Linked DNA regions of Homo sapiens: region 1 is linked to region 2. Evidence: chromatin loops called from intact Hi-C (ENCODE). Cell type or tissue: HCT116. All regions are shown on one strand. Each heading gives the region's core, and the rest is flanking DNA. Links, peaks and the distances in the headings are about the cores only. Region 1 overlaps SYN2 (synapsin II). Region 2 has its middle 32 kb from the start of TAMM41.

What was found. A loop is a pair of places that touch in the nucleus more often than their neighbours do. Peaks named below come from ENCODE experiments on the same cell type or tissue, not always from the same donor. Only the 100,000 strongest peaks of a DNase experiment are listed, where the experiment ranks them.
Region 1: it touches region 2 in a loop (2.3-fold over the local background); 2 of 110 quality-filtered maps call a loop at or near these places.

Annotation. Positions count from the first base shown.
Region 1 is chr3:12,042,000-12,050,453 of GRCh38, forward strand. All of the region lies in intron 1 of SYN2 (synapsin II), which reads left to right. Among named protein-coding and RNA genes, the nearest start is that of SYN2, 42 kb to the left of the region's middle. RefSeq lists a silencer at 4,410-4,704. In HCT116, for the core only: CTCF peaks have their summits at 4,621 (motif pointing left) and 4,820; a DNase peak (open chromatin) is centred at 4,582.
Region 2 is chr3:11,874,863-11,883,316 of GRCh38, forward strand. It overlaps the pseudogene FANCD2P2 and the pseudogene CYCSP12. Among named protein-coding and RNA genes, the nearest start is that of TAMM41, 32 kb to the left of the region's middle. In HCT116, for the core only: a CTCF peak has its summit at 4,195; a DNase peak (open chromatin) is centred at 4,159.

The DNA of each region.
Region 1 (8,454 bases), core at 2,357-7,356, 170 kb after region 2:
TGCTCTGCTCTGCCAACATATATAGTAGTTTCCAAATAATTTAGTGACAAGTTGTTTTCTATTTTTTGTATATTAGCGTTGGTCTGTAAGCCTTTTGAAGTCTTGGAACATGTTTGCTTCTCTTATTTCCCCATGGAATTTAAGATGGTACCTGGCATGTATCAGTATATTTGGTTAAATAATTAAACATTGCAAGTTTTGTAAATAATGACTAGTATTTGTATATCATGTTAAAGTTCACAAAATGCTCTCACATTTATTATATTTCTTAATTCTCCCCCAAATTTTGTGATACTTCTATTTAAAGTTGAAGAAATTGCATCTTAAAGAGTTGAAATAATTTGCCCAAGGTCTCACAGTTGATAACTGCTCTAGATAGGACTAGAGCCCAAGCTTCAGGTCTGTTAAAAATGCTGACTTGCCTTGTGTTTTCTTGAAATCCCAGTTTTCTTTAAGGGATTTGTAGATATTGTTGTTTAATACTATGGAATTATCCTGGGAGCTCAATGGAAAGGTAATGTCTTCCTGTGAACTAGACAGTTATAGGAGACCTGAGAATGTTTCAGCTGCAAGTGGATCTAAAGAAGGAGGGTGTAGTGGGTTGAATAGTGTTCCTTTCTGCCTGGCCCTCCCCATCCCCCAATTCAGGTCCACCTCAAAATGTGACTTATTTGGAAACAGTGTCTTTGCAGCTAAGGATCTTGAGATGAAATCATTCCAGATATAAGGTAGATCCTAAATCCAATGGCTGGTGTCCTTATAAGAAGAAGAGAAGATACAGAGAGCAGCACAGAGAGGAGAAGCCCATGTGAAGATGGAGGCAGAGATTGCAGCTAGGCAACTACAAGCTAGGGAATGGCAAGGATTGCTTGTAACCACTAGAGGCTGGAAGAGGCAAGGATTGGATGGGCCCTACAGCCTTCGGAGGGAACATAGCCCGGCCAACACACCTTGATTTTAGACTTCTGGCTTCTAAAACCGTGAGAATAAATCCCCCCACACCTTTTTTTTCCTTCTCTTTTCTCTTTTTTTTTTTTTTGTGAGACAGCATCTTGCTCTGACACCCAGGCTGGAGTGCGATGGGGTGATCACAGCTCATTGCAGCCTTAAATTCCTGGACTCAGGCGATCCTCCCACCTCGGCCTCCCAAGTAGGTGGGACTACTAGTGAGCATCACCATGCCCAGCTAATTTTTAAAAAATTTCATAGAGATGGAGTCTCACTGTGTTCCCCAGGCTGGTCTCGAGCGCCTGACTTCAAGCAATCCTCCTGGAAAACAAACCTCTCAAAGCACTGGGTTTACAGGTGTGAACTACTGGTGCCCAGCTGCTTTTTTTTCCTCTCCTAATTTCACTTTTTTAAAGCCACCAAATTAGTGGTAATTTGTTATGACAGCCTTAGGATACTAATCTAAAAGAGAAGAAAAATAAGCATTTACTGCAGGGTCTCCTATATAACCCGGTATATTTTAGGCACTTTAATGTGTTATTTTATCTCCCAACAACTTTGTGTGGTAGGCATTATTTATCCATATTTTACAAATCAGAAAAATAAGGCTCAGAAAGATAAGCTTGTGTTTTAGGAATATTCTGTCATTTTGTTTTCAGCTGTCTACTTTCTTCTGTTGATTGCCTGAGGAATTTATTATGTGGCCCTCAGAATGACTGGGCATAAAACTGTGATGTCCATTCTACTGGGTTGGTTAAAGAAATGCACCGTGGATTAGTCAAAGGAGGGCCAGACATATCATATGACCTTTCCTATGGAAAAGTCTCAGCATCTGTCTTCCCCCACGTCTGTACCTATTTCTCACCTACTATATAGTCAAATCTCCATCATGAAACTTCCCTAGATTTCTTTACCTAATATTTTATCTGTTTCTCTCTCTCAACTGAACCTCCATAGCAGTTTATCTACTTCAATTTTATTGTACATACTGCATTCTACCTTGTATTATATGATTTCTGCCTTGTGCCATTTGTCCAGGTATATTGTAGGTCTCATGAGGATGGAGATCTTGTCTTGTTCATTTTTATATCTTCCATATTACCTACCAGAAATTCTTACCCATAACATGTTAATTAATTGTTGAATTTCTGTTTTCCTCTTCTCCTTCTTCCCCACTTTCCAGGTTCTAGTGTCAACCTTTAGAAGGCAAAGTTCTCTCTCTCTCTCTCTCTCTCACACACACACACACACACACACACACACACACACACACACAGGTGTGAGGAGGATTCAAGTGAGGAGAGGGCAGTAAGACATGAACATGAATAGCATGAGCAAAAGCAAAAAAGAATGAAATGCTTCCATAGTAGTCAAACTGGTAGAATATCATATTCATTTTGTCTTTCCCATTTCATGAGTAATCAGGATATTGAAAGATTTGAAATGAGATCCTTCTGAAAAAGCAAAGGGTTCCAGAAATATGACTGAAAACTTAGTAACTGTCTAAAATTATTTTGCTCTGTGATCAAAATAATTATGAGCAACCATTCTTTTAGAGGAAAGAACCAGGATAATGGGTATAAGATATTTAGAATCTGATGAAGACATTTGATGAAACAATTAGAACCCCTGAAAATAGGAGGAATCCTTTTATGTTGAGTCTTGGTCATTTACTTTTATAGGGGTGTATGGAGGCACTATTTTTAGACAAGCAGTTAGCATCCCTCTTCATTATAAGTCTACATGGTAAGTCTACATGTGCTGTGAACTATAGTACATTCTTGCTATTGGGGAATAAGAAAAATACCTATAGTACAGGTTTTTTATTGTGCTCTATGGCATTGGGTTTATAGAATCATAGGACTTCAGAACCAGAGAGATAAGAGTAAGATATCAAATATTTATTGAGTACAATTGTGTGCTACATACTGTGCTAATCTCTTTATATATATTTAAATTTCACAATTACCTGAAATAATAGGTACACTTATCTCTATTTTATGAATGAGAAAATTGAAGATTAGAGAGGTTGGGAAATATACCCAAGGTCATGCAGCTAAGAAGTGGTGGAGATGGAATCATTAGAAAATCTGATTATATGCCTTAAAGATGATGTGATCCAGAGGTTCCTATCCTGGGCCCTCCAGGCATCTAGTAATCTAGTTAAGTTCCAACCCTGTCTCATTCTACTGTACCACCACCAGAGAGCTGTACATGTGGTATACCATAAAAATGATGTTTAAAGGGGGGTTTACTGCATTTAGTATTTTGGTGTTTTTTTTTAAACTTCAGCAACTGCTTAATGACTGAGATGTGATTATAATACATGAGAACTGTCAGACTTTTGAAGTTTTTCTGATGCAGTAAAAAGGAGTAGATAAAAAGTGAAATGGATTGTTCTTTGCTGCAAGCGGAGTTTTGTTTGTAAAATGTAGAAAGAGTTAAAATGAGATGGTAAGAATGAATGAGGAGAAATGCATTTCAGTTTTTTTCTGGGTTAAATAAGTAAATGTCTCTACTGTTTTCCAATTTGAATAGATGTTTTTCCCCCTTTGGAGGATGGGGGATTCCGTTACTTAGAGAGACTACCACCACTATTGCTATCACTAATAACAATCATTTGATTAGTGCTTTACATTTTACAAAGTACTTTCACTATGCTGTAGCCCGTAGACAATTAATCTTCCCATATCTTGCATTCCCATAGTCCTTTGCACATACCCTGCATTGTACTGAATCCCTTTGCCCCTACAATCTCCACCTCAGTGCTCATGGCGAACTGATTTGTGTGCCCTGTGGAGTGGGAGTACTGCAACATTGAGTAGTGGGGGGCTCAGGAATACCTCCCAGAAGCACAGGAGAGTACTATATAGAATTTGAATCTGGCGGAGTTAAGAAGAAAAAAGTTAAAATCAGTTATGCTTTTAAAAAATGAGGCTTGAATTTACAGCATAGTGTAGTGGGTGAGAAGCATGGGATTTGGAGTCAGCAGAACTGAATTTGAATAACTTGCTTCTTTCATTTACCAGACATTTATTCATTCTCAAAGGAACCCATATTTCTCCTTTATAGTACTTACTACAACTCTAACTAAATATTTGTTTAATGATTATACTTTCTACTAGGATATAAGTTTAATTAGGAAAGAGACTGTCAGTATTGTTCAGTTTTATTCTCTGTACCTAGTACAGCTACTAGTGTGGTTTAGTTGTTCAGTCAACATTTGTTGACTGAATAAAATGAATGAATGTCTGGTAAATTGGGTGGGTGAAACTGACCAAATCTGAGGAGTTGGGAAAGGTTTTGGTGAGTATATTACATTTAAAATGAGACCTGAAGGATGAATAGGAGTTGGCTAGGTAAATAAGGAGAGCAACATCCTGGGAGAAAGAACATGAAGCTTGTGAAAGGGAAAGAGCATAGTTAGTTTAAAGAAAGACATTTCTTTGTGACTGGAATGTAGAGAGGGGGAGAATGTGTGAGATGAGGCTAGAGTAAACAGAGGTTCATGCAGAGGCTTATAGGCTTTGCTAAGGATTTTGCACTTTATTCTCCTACTGTAGAAATAGGAAGCTATCTAACAGTTTTGATGGAAGAGAGACATGATTAGATGTTCCTTTTGATATTTTGAAATGACTGCTCTGGCTGCCATCTAGTGGAGACTGGATTGGAGGAAGGGAAGAGTGGATGTTCGGAAATTATTAAAAGGCTATTGCAAAAAACTAGGTGAGAGAAGATGGTGGCCTGGACAAAAGTAGCAAACGTGGAGATGAAGAGAGTTGGAATAATATAAGAAATATTTAATAGATCATCAAGACTTGATGATTGATTAGATAAGAAATGAAGGAGAGGTCAAAGTATGACGACTAGGTTTCTGACTGCACAGCTGGGTGGATGGAGGTTGCCATTTACTGATACGAGGAACATTGAAGGAACCTGAAGGACAGATTTTAGGGGGAGATGATGAATGTTGTTTTAGATATGTTGTAATTGAAGTGCCAATGAGACAATAAAGAGAATGATTATGGGAAGTTGGGTGTATGGGTTTGAACTTCAGGAAAACATATTGTACTCCATGACTGTTCCATATCAAGATGGAAAGCACTACCTTGTTTTTTTCATGACTGAATGGTATTTCATTGTATATATTAATGTTCCAATTATGTGCCATAATTAAGGGAAAGGCAAATTGTATGGAAAGAGAAGAATACTTAATAGTGTGAGTTTCCTTTAAGAGGAGGAGGAAATGAGATCTGGCTCACAGGTGTTTTTGGTCTTAGATAAGAGGAGAGACACCTGATCTATTATTTTAACAGAAGGGATGGAGGAGAATATGGGTGAAGATACAGAAGGGTGTGTAGATTGGATGGTGGGAAGTTGAGGATGTATCCATCTGGTGGCTTCTATTTTCTCTGTTAAGTAGGAGGCTAGGTCATCTACTGAGAAGAAGGAAGGATGATGGAAGGGGTACTATTTGAAGGAAATGAATAAGATTTTAAATCATCATATTTTGACCAGACAAACTCATGATTTAGTGAGAGTTGAAGGCCTTGTTGAGGTGACAATCTGTTCTGTTGTGTTATTTCTTTCTGGCATTCTTCAGCAGCTTGGGGACACAGAAAGTGGATACTTGAGCTCATTAAGGGTTTTTGAGGTTTTTGTCAGATGGAGACGATGAAAGGGAAAGGAAGTTTAAGTTATTGAAATACTAGATCATGGCATCTAAGTTGGATAGAGAGGCGAGTGATGGATTGGGGACAGTGATTCTCAAACTTTAGTATATATTAACATTATCTGAAGGGTTTGTTAAAACAGAGATCACTTCCATTTGTAAAACAGGAAGCAGTGTTCTGATGCTTTTCTCATTAGTTGTTGGAGTTGTAAGGTGGCAGCATGTGATGTTCTGTTTAATTTGAAGAAAGCATTTAACCTGTTTTTTGCTGTAAACCATTCAGATTTAAGATGGTTCAATAAATCAGCAGTTAACTCTGGGTATGAGAGTACTTTGGTTTCCTTGGTACCTGATTGTGAGACCCTCTACAAGTTACGTACGTTGTGTATTCCAACCTTTTACTTCTGACTTACAGATAAAATGCCCATTGTTTGTTTCTAGGGTTTTGAGCATTTTCTGTAACCCTAAGTGAAAGATTTAGCCTTTTTATGCCTTTTTAAGATGAGACAATTCGTGTTTGCTACATTTTACTTTCCCAAGGGCTTATTATGAGATTTTGTTTTATTATTTTTTGAGACAGGGTCTTGCTCTATCACCCAGGCTGGAGTGCAGTGGTATGATCACGGCTCACTGCAGCCATCGGACTCAAGCGATCCTCCCACCTCAGCCTCCCGAGTAGCTGGGACGACGGGTGTGCACCACCATGCCCAGCTAATTTTTGTATTTTTTGTAGAGACAGGGTTTTGCCATGTTGGCCAGGCTGGTCTTGAACTCGTGAGCTCAAGTGATCCACCTGCTTTGGCCTCCCAAAGGCCTCCTGGAGTGGTGGGATTCTAGGGGTGACCCACTGTGCCAGGCTGAGATTTTATTTTAACTACAAAATTCTTTTAAGACTGTTTGCCATATAAAAAGTCTACATTTTAATTGTAGAACCCAGTGATTTATTGTAAAGATGATGATGATAGCTAACATTCATTGAACGCTTATTGTGTGCCAGGTATTGTGATAGGTAGATAGTGGATAAGACAATCTAAGGAGTGCCTACTTAGTTAAGTGTTTTAATATAGTATCTCATTTCATCCTCTCAGCAGTTTTATGAGGGTATATACTATATTTCCCCCACTTAAAAAGTATGTGAATTGAGGCACAGGAAAGATAATATGCCCAAGTCATGCAGCAGTAAATGGTAGCTCGGGTTCAAATCTAAGTTTGTCCAATTCTGGACCCCTGCTGATAATCACTGTACTGGAATTGCAGCAGTCGGTAGTGACTATTTTATTCATTATATCGTTGGTTTATGGATTTTACAATCACTTGCAGACCTAAACCGTGGGAACCTATATGTCAGTCTTTTCAGTTCTGTGTAAGATGAGATTGTCAGAGTTTTGTGAATATGTAGGTGAGATGTGAAATTAGAAGCCCTTGAAGTTTGGGAATGTACATGGACCCTTCTTTCTCATTCATTGAGCACATGCTTATCGAACACTTAGGGTATGTCAGGCCATTGTGCTATGTGTAGTAAGATAGTCTGAATGCTTACTAGTTTAGCATAACTTTGGGAAAGTTAACATTGGGCCCAAAAGAGCAGCTGAGAGGAGTTGTAGGAAGAACATTAGAGCCCTGGCTCGGTGGCTCATGCCCATAATCCTAGCACTTTGGGAGGCTGAGGCAGGTGGATCACCTGAGGTCAGGAGTTCAAGACCAGCCTGGTCAACATGGTGAAACTCGTCTCTACTAAAAATACAAAAATTAGCCTGGTGTGGTGACAAGTGCCTGTAATCCCAGCCACCTGGGAGGGCTGAGGCAGGAGAATCACTGGAACCCGGGAGGCGGAGGCTGCAGTGAGCCAACATTGTGCCACTGCATTGCAGCCAGGGTGACAGAGTGAGACTCCGTCTCAAAAAAAAAAAAATAATAAAAAATAAAAAAACTGAAAGATGAGGGAACTGAGTACTAGTTTAGTATCAGAGTGCTATAGATGGCTTGGGAGTTATATAGGAAATGATACAGTAAGTTCCTATAAAGTGACTGGTACATGTTGAATGAAAAACAGGGTTTGGAACTCATTTTGTTTTGCAGTCTTGTGATGTTTTCTGCTATGACATTCTTCTCTTTTATTCATTTATATATCCACTGGACGATACATTATGTTTGTGCCACATCTGCCTGGGTGGTTGACAGATTTGGAAACATGGCTTATATTTAGAAGAGTGGAAAAGCAGAAACTTTCCAGAGATAAAATCAGTACCTTGGAGAGCTCTAAGCAGGCACCAGAACTGTGCAACACAAAGCAATCTCGACAGTTTTTGTTTGTTTTCTTTTTGTTTTGTTTGTTTTTGTTTTTGAGGGGGCTCACTGCAACCTCCACCTCCAGGATTCAAGCGATTCTCCTGCCCCAGCGTCCCAAGTAGCTGGGATTACAGGCACCTGCCACCACGCCCGGCTAATTTTTTGTATTTTTAGTAAAGACAGGGTTTCACTATGTTGGTCAGGCTGGTCTCGAACTCATGACCTCAGGCGATTCACCCGCCTCGGCCTCCCAAAGTGCTGGGATTACAGGCATGAGCCACCGAACCCAGCCTCGACAGTTCTTAGACTGTTAATGGTTATAATTCTCTGCAAGATTCTTGAAATGTTAGAGTTTATTAGAGTAAATCCGTAAGTTACACCTTTCATTTAATGTTGATTCTTTGACCCAGGAATGGCTCCAGTTTGGAATGATTTTTTTTTTTTTTTTTTTTTTGGAGATAGAGTTTTGCTCTGTCCCCCAGGCTGGAGTGCAGTGGTACGATCTTGGCTCACTGCAACCTCTGCCTCCCAGGTTCAAGTGATTC
Region 2 (8,454 bases), core at 1,222-6,221:
CAGAATGAGACTCTATCTCAAAATAAATAAATAAATAAATAAATAAATAAATAAATAAATAAATAAATAAATAAAATAAAATAAAACAAAAGGAAGAGATTAGATTGGAATCATAACTTGTAACTCATTTGTATCTTTAGTGCTACCTTATGGCAGTAATTCATACTGGACTGTGACTTTGAACAACCAGCATATTTTTTTATCTCCCCTCCCACCCCTTTCTTGGATCCCCAATCAACACATTTTTTTAATTAAAAAATTTTTGGACTAGGTAATATACATGTGTCATACAAAATTCAAAACATATAGAAGGGTATCCAGTGAAAAATAACTCTCACTTCTTCTCAGTCCTCTAGGCACCTGGTTTGTCTCCTACAGGGGCAATCACTTTATAAGCTTCTGAGATGTTCTGAGAATTTACAAATTTGTATTTACCTGTAGTTTCCTTTCCCCTCTTGTTCTACATCTTACCTTCTGCATTTAGCAGTTTATTTGGGAGATTGCTTCTAATCAGTAATATAAAGCTACTTCATTATTTTATTTTATTTTTGAATTTTGATAAAATACACATAACATAAAATATACCATTTAAATTGTTTTTAAGGGTACAATTTAGTAGCAGTAAGTATATTCACAATGTTATACAACCATTACCACTATCCATTTCTAGAACTTTCTGATCATCCCAAACAAACTTTGTACCCATTAGGCAATAATTTGCCATCTTCCTCTCCCGACCTCCTGATAATCACTAATCACATTCTGTCTATGGATTTGTTCATTCTAGATGCTTCATATAAATGGAATCATACAATATGTATCTTTTTGTGCCTTGCTTATTTCACTTTAGCATAATATTTTCAAGGTTCATGTATGTTGTGGCATGCATCAGAACTTTATTCCGTATTACAGCTGTAATAATTCCATTCTTTGTTTTTGTTGTTGTTGTGTTTTGTTTTGTTTTGCTTTGTTGAGTCGGAGTCTCACTCTGTCGCCCAGGCTGGAGTGCATTGTCGTGATCTCAGCTCACTGCAACCTCTGCCTCCTGGGTTCAAGCAATTCTCTATCCTCAGCCTCCTGAGTAGCTGGGATTACAGGTGTGCACCATCACGCCTAGCTAATTTTTGTATTTTTAGTAGAGATGTGGTTTCACCATTTTGGCCAGGCTGGTCTCCTGACCTCAGGTGATCCACCTGCCTCGGCCTCCCAAAGTGCTAGGACTACAGGCGTGAGCCACTGCGCCCGGCCCCCATTCTTTGTTTATACCACATTTTGTTTATCCATTCATCCACTGATGGACACTTGAGTTGTTTCCACCTTTTGGTCATTTGAATAATGTTGCTGTGATCATTGGTTTACAAATATTTGTTTGAGTCCCTGTTTTCAGTTCTTTAGGGTATATATCTTAAGCATGGAATTGCTGGATCATATGATGACCATATATTTACCATTTTGAGAAACCACCAAACTGCTTTCCATAGCAGCTGCATAATTTTACATTCCCACCAACAATGTTTGTAGGTTCCAATTTCTCCATATCCTTGCCAACATTTATTTTCCATTCTTAAAAAATTTTGTTTTAATTTTAATTAATTAATTTATTTCTTAATAAATAAAAAATTATTTTTTTTAGATAGGGTCTTGCTCTGTCACCCAGGCTGCAGTGCAGTGGTGCGATCATAGTTCACTGCAGCCTCAAACTCCTGGGCTCAAGCAGTCTTCCTGCCTCAGCCTCCTGAGTACCTGGGACTACAGGTACCTGCCACCTCTCCTGGCCCTATTTTTTAATTATAATCATCCTGATGAGTACAAAGTGGTATCTTATTGTGGTTTGATTTGCATTTCCTAATGACTAATGATGTTAAGCATCTTTTCATGTACTTCTTGGCCATTTCTATATTTTTGTAGAAATGTCTATTCAAGTCCTTTACCCATTTTTTTTTGTTTGTTTGTTTTTGAGATGGGGTCTCACTCTGTCACACATGTTGGAGTGCAGTGGTGTGATCTTGGCTTACTGCAACCTCCACCTCCCAGGCTTAAGCGATCCTCCCACGTCAGCCTCCTGAGTAGCTGGGACCACAGGTGTGCACCACCATACTCAGCTAATTTTTTGTATTTTTGGTAGACATGAGGTTTCGTCATGTTACCCAGGCTGGTCTTGAACTCTTGAACTCAGGAGATCCACCCACCTCTGCCTCCCAAAGTGCTGGCATTACAGGTATGAGCCACTGTGCTCAGCCCTTTGCCCATTTTTAAACTGGGTTTTTGTCATTGTTGAGGTATAGGAGTTATTTATATATTCTGGATATTAATCCCTTATCAGATATATGATTTGCAAATATTTTCTCCCATTCTATGGGTTTTCACTCCCTTGATAGTGTCCTTTGATGCACTAAAGTATTTAGTTTCAATAAAGTCAAATTTATCTACTTTTTTTTTTTTTTTTTTTTGTGATGGAGTCTTGCTCTGTCACCAGGCTGGAGTGCAGTGGTGCGATCTCAGCTCACTGCAACCTCCACCTCCTGAGTTCAAGCGATTCTCCTGCCGCAGCCTACTGAGTAGCTGGGACTACGGGCGTGCACCACAACGCCCAGCTAATTTTTATATTTTTAGTAGAGATGGGGTTTCACCATGTTGGCCAAGATGGTCTTGATCTCTTGGCCTCACGATCTGCCTGCCTCGGCCTCCCAAAGTGCTGTGATTACAGATGTGAGCCACCACACCTGGCCTTATCTATTTTTTTTTTCATCTGTGGTTTTCTTTTTAATTATCTTAAGTCTTATGATCACACATAATGTTAAAATTTGTGTATATCTCCTCTACTTTAATCCTTTTAAGTTGGCAAAAGCACTATTTTCAATCACAAATACACAGCAGTTTCAGTTTTATGTTTCTGAATGGCTCCTTTAAAGACAATTCTAAATTATAACTTAGTTTGAGTTAGATCGTAAAGAATTCAAGAGTGAAGTTTAACTTGCTACTATTTTAAAAGCATGTGACTTTATAGATCATCTATAAAATGTGAGAAGTGTTAAATAATCTTTGACATTACACATAAACCACACTAAAATGCCTTTCAGTAAGTTAAAGAGACCATTTTAAATACAGGGAATTCTAATTAGATTGGCATAGTTAAGGCCAAAAATATAAACTAGACATTGCTCCCTTATTTATCTTCCACCCTTACCTTTAAGAGGCAAATGAACACAAAACACAGGTGAATCTTGCTTGGTTCTGAGACAATGAAGGAATTTCCTCAGTATTTAAATATATTCACATAACGAGTTATATAAATCTACATATAAAATCAGTCCTCATTAAGTTTTTGGTTTTGTTTTGTTTTGTTTTATTTTGTTTGTTTTGAGATGGGGTCTTGCTCTGTCGCCCAGGCTAGAGTGCAGTGGCACAATCTCAGCTCACTGCAAACTCTGCCTTCTGGGTTCAAGCAATTCTCCTGTCTCAGCATCCCTAGTAGCTGGGATTACAGGTGCCCGCCACCATGCCCAGCTAATTTTTGTATTTTTAGTAGAGACAGAGTTTCACCTGATGTTGGCCAGGCCAGTCCCGAACTCTTGACCTCAAGTGATCTGCCCACCTCGGCCTCCCAAAATGCTGGGATTACAGGTGTGAGCTACTGCACCTGGCCTCCATTAAGTTTTAAGATAGCACTCACCATCTTTGTGAAAAGTTGAACATTACTAAGGAAGTCTAATCTTATCTTTAGAAGGGGTAAACAATGATAGCATTTACTGAATTGGAATTACTATTAAAATTCAAAAACAACATATTCATTTAACAACAAGCCAGTCTTAGTTTTAAATCATGAGTACCCAACAAAATATTCTGTCAGTCATTCATGATCTGAATTCCTGTGTATGAGATCTATTAAAGTATGGAACACATAAAAAAGTCATGAGACATTTGTTTTGTAATAAATAAGGCAGTGGCCAATCATTACTCATTAGTAGCTTTTTTTTAGATAAGCTATAAAGTCTGCCCTGTCTGCCTTCTTAATGCTGGCAAAGATCAGTTTTCTTCCAGGGATGTACTTCTTGGGATTCTCCAAATCCTCCATCAGTGAGTGTATCCTCTCCCCAGGTGATGCCTTTGTTCTTCTTGGCGTCTGTGTAAGAGAATCCAATGGCCCAAAGAGACCATGGAGATTAGGCCCAGTCTTGTGCTTGCCTCTCTTTTCCACCGTGTGGCACTGGGCACACTTCTGAACAAAAATCTTCTTGCCTTTCTCAGCATCACCCATATTTAATTCTCTTTTTCATCGCTGGCGCCACAAAGGTTGCCACTCCAAAGCTGTACGACCCACTCTCTATCAATTTGTTTTCTTGTGTTGCTTGTCCTTTTGGTTGTCATGCTTAAGATACCGTTGCTGAATTCAAGGTCATGAAGATTTTCTTTTATTTTCTTCTAAGAGAAAGTTTTAGCTCTTAAATTTAGGTCTTTGATCCACTTTTTGTTAATTTTTGTGTATAGTGTATTGTAAGGATTTAACTTCATTCTTTTGCACATGGATATCCAGTTTTTCCAGTGCCATTTGTTGAAAAGATGGTCCTTTCACCATTGAAATGATTTTGGAACCCTTGTCAAAAATCAATTTGTCACATATATGAAGGCTTATCTTTGAACTCTGTATTCTATTTCATTTGTCCATATGTCTGTCCTTCTGCCATCACCACACTGTTTTGACTACTGTAGCTTTGTATTAATATTGAAATCAGGAAGTGTGAGCCCTCCAACTTTGTTCTTTTTCAAGGTTTTGGCAATTTGGGGTCCCTTGAAATTCCATGTGAATTTTGGTATGAATCTTTCTATTTCTGCAAAACATGTTGTGGGACTTTGATAAGGATTGCATTGAATTACTTTGAATGGTATTTTCATCTTAACAATACTGAGTGTCTTCCAATCCACCAAGACAATAGCTCTTTCCATTTACTTATGTATTTAAAGTTTTTCAGCAATGTTTATTTTATTTTATTTTATTTTATTTTATTTTATTTTATTTTATTTTATTTTATTTTATTTTATTTTATTTCGAGACAGTGTCTGGCTCTGTCACCCAGGCTAGAGTACAGTGATGGGATCTTGGCTCACTGTATTCTTGACTTCCCAGGCTCAGGTGATCCTCTCACCCCAGCCTTCCGCGTAGCCGGGACCACAGGCATGCACAAGCACAGCTGGCTAATTTTTGTATTTTCTATAGAGATGAGGTTTTGCCATGTTACCCAGGCTGGTCTTGAACTCCTGGGTTCAAGCAATCTACCCGCCTCAGCCTCCCAAAGTGTTAGGGTGACAGGCATGAGCCACCACGGTTAGCCTTGCCTCCATGTTTAAATCTGTACCTAAGTATTTTATTCTAATTCATTATTTTAGCTGAGCAGTCATCAACATTATGATAATTTTCATATCCTTATAGAAATAATAACAATTAAAGCTATTATTATTGAATGTCTATCATGTGCCAGGCACTGTTCTAGAAGTTTTTTATAATTTATCTCTAATCCTTAAAACAACTTTCCGCATTTCACAGATGTAAAAATTAAAACTTGGAGAGATGAAATGACTTGCTAAAGACACACAGGGCTGGGTGTGGTGGCTCACACCTGTAATCCCAGCACTTTGGAAGGCCAAGGTGGGTGGATCACCTGAGGTCAGGAGTTCAAGACCAGCCTGGCTACCATAGTGAAACCCCGTCTCTACTAAAAATACAAAGTTAGCCAGGTGTGGTGCCAGGCACCTATAATCCCAGCTACCTGGGAGGCTGAGGGAGAATTGCCTGAACGCAGGAGGTGGAGGTTGCAGTGAGCTGAGATTGCGCCATTGCACTCTAGCCTGGACAATAAGAGCTAAACTCTGTCTCAAAACAAACAAACAAACAAACAAACAAACAAAAAACAGTAAATGATAGAACCCTTTATAGTCTGGCTGTGTGGCTCAATATCCATACCTTCTTTTGCTGTGCAATTCCAGCGTTACCATCTTTCTTCATTATCTCATTGCAGGATGACATGCACTTGGTGATAAGAAAGCAGCTCTCTAGCACCATATTCAAGTACAAACTCATTGGGATTTTTGGTGCTGTCACCATGGCTGGCATCATGGTGGCAGACAGGTACACATGGAGATTCTGACTTCTGTGGTTTAAGATCAGTTAATCTTGCCAACTAACAGTGTTACATCGCATAGACATCATTTTAACAGTAGACGTTACAACTGTAAGAGAAATGAGCAGGCCAGGCTCGGTGGCTCACACCTGTAATCCCAGCACTTTGTGAGGCCGAGGTGGGCGGATCGCCTGAGGTCGGGAGTTTGGGACCAGCCTGACCAACATGGAGAAACCCTGTCTCTACTAAAAATACAAAATTAGTTGGGTGTGGTGGCGCATGCCTGTAATCCCAGCTACTCGGGAGGCTGAGGCAGGAGAATCACTTGAACCTGGGAGATGGAGGTTGCGGTGAGCCGAGATTGCGCCATTGCACTCCAGCCTGGGCAACAAGAGCGAAACTCAAAAAAAAAGTAAGAAAAAAGAGAAAATAAAAATATGTATAACAATCTTTTGCTCTAATCTGTATTTTGTATGGACAAAATAAATACTCTTCTCTGCCTTCATGTACCTTTATCTTTACCCTACCCTAGGGAAGTCAGAATTCTTAAACTTATTGGAAATTGTTACAAAATATTACAAAAGTGAAATTAAAATTCTTTGTTTTTAGAAGTGGATCATCTAGTTTGACCCAAGAGGTAGCCAACCTGAGTGATGAGCAGTGCACACATGTGAGTTCTTCTCTAAATATACAAAAAAAAGTTAGCCAGGCGTGGTGGCAGCCACCTGTAATCCTAGCTACTTGGGAGGCTGAGGCAGAGGATTGCTTGAACTTGGGAGGCAGAGGTTGCAGTGAGCCGAGATCATGCCACTGCACTCCAGCCTGGGCAACAAAGCGAGACTCCATCTCAAGAAAAGGCAAAAAAAAAAAAAAAAAAAAAGAAGAAGAAGAAAAAGAAGTTTTACTGAACTCCTGTCTTTGTGGTTTTCTGATACTTGGAAACTACTGGCTTGGGTTGCATTTTTTTTTTTTGAGATGGAGTCTCAACTCTGCCACCCAGGCTGGAGTGCAGGGGTGCCTCCCAGGTTCAAGCGATTCTGCCGCCTCAGCCTTCCAAGTAGCTGGGATCACAGGCATGCACCATCACGCCCAGCTAATTTCTGTGTTTTTGGTAGAGACGGGGTTTCACCATGTAGGGGTTTCGCCATGTTGCCCAGGCTGGTCTCAGACTCCTGATCTCAGGTGATCCGCCCCCCTCAGCCTCCCAAAGCACTGGGATTACGTATGTGAGCCACCATGCCCGGGCCGGTTGCATTTATTTCTATATCCATTCAATCTCTCCAATTAAATTATAAAGTCTTAGCAAGAAAGGTATGCCATATTTATGGCATAACACTTTGGTTGAAGCATGGGGACAAATAAGTGTATAACTGGAAAGTGGGACATAAAGCTAGTTCAGGCAGGGCACGGTGGCTCACGCCTGTAATCCCAGCACTTTGGGAGGCTGAGGCAGGAGGATCACTTGAGGTAAAGAGTTTGAGACCAGCCTGGCCAACAGGGTGAAATCTCATCTCTAATGAAAGTACAAAAAAATTACCCATGCATGGTGGCAGGCGCCTGTAGTCCCAGCTACTCAGGAGGCTGGGGCAAGAGAATTTATTGAATCCGGGAAGCGGCGGTTGCAGTGAGCCAAGATCGCTCCACTATACTCAGCCTGGATGACAGAGCGAGACTCTATCTCAAAAGGAAAAAAGAAAAAGCTAGTTGAGAGAGAAAACAGAGAGCCTTGCATGTAAAGCAATACATTTTTATTTCATTCTTTAGGCAGAGGTATTCCTTAAGGGTTTCTTAGCATGGAAATGGCAAAATCGAAGCTTTACTTTAGAAAAATTAATCTGGCTGCAGTGTCTGGCAGATTGGAAAAGGGATGATATCAGAAAGAGACAGACGGGTCAGAACATTCAGGAAAACTTCAAGTGAGACATAGAGCTTTGCCAGTAAAATCAGAAAGTGAAAAAACAGTCTTGAATGGGGCGAGTGGAGTTTGGGAAAGATTGGCCGCCCAAGGTTTAAACCATTCTTCCTCTTTGCTCCAGGTGACCTCCTTGTTGCAGTTGGTTCATTCCTGCAGTGAGCAGTCTCCTCAGGCCTCTGCACTTTACTATGATGAATTTGCCAACCTGATCCAACATGAAAAGCTGGATCCAAAAGCCCTGGTAAAGGCCAATTGTCTTTTCTTAAAGCAATAAAGCATGAGAGCTGCTTTACTACACTCTTCAAGTCTTCTGTTGCAGTGTGAAAATAGATCATCCTGTGACCTCTCCTAAATTCTAACTGGGAAAGGCTTTTCTGCCCTACCCTGCCTCACGGCTCTTCTCTGAGGCCTCCTTCACTTAAT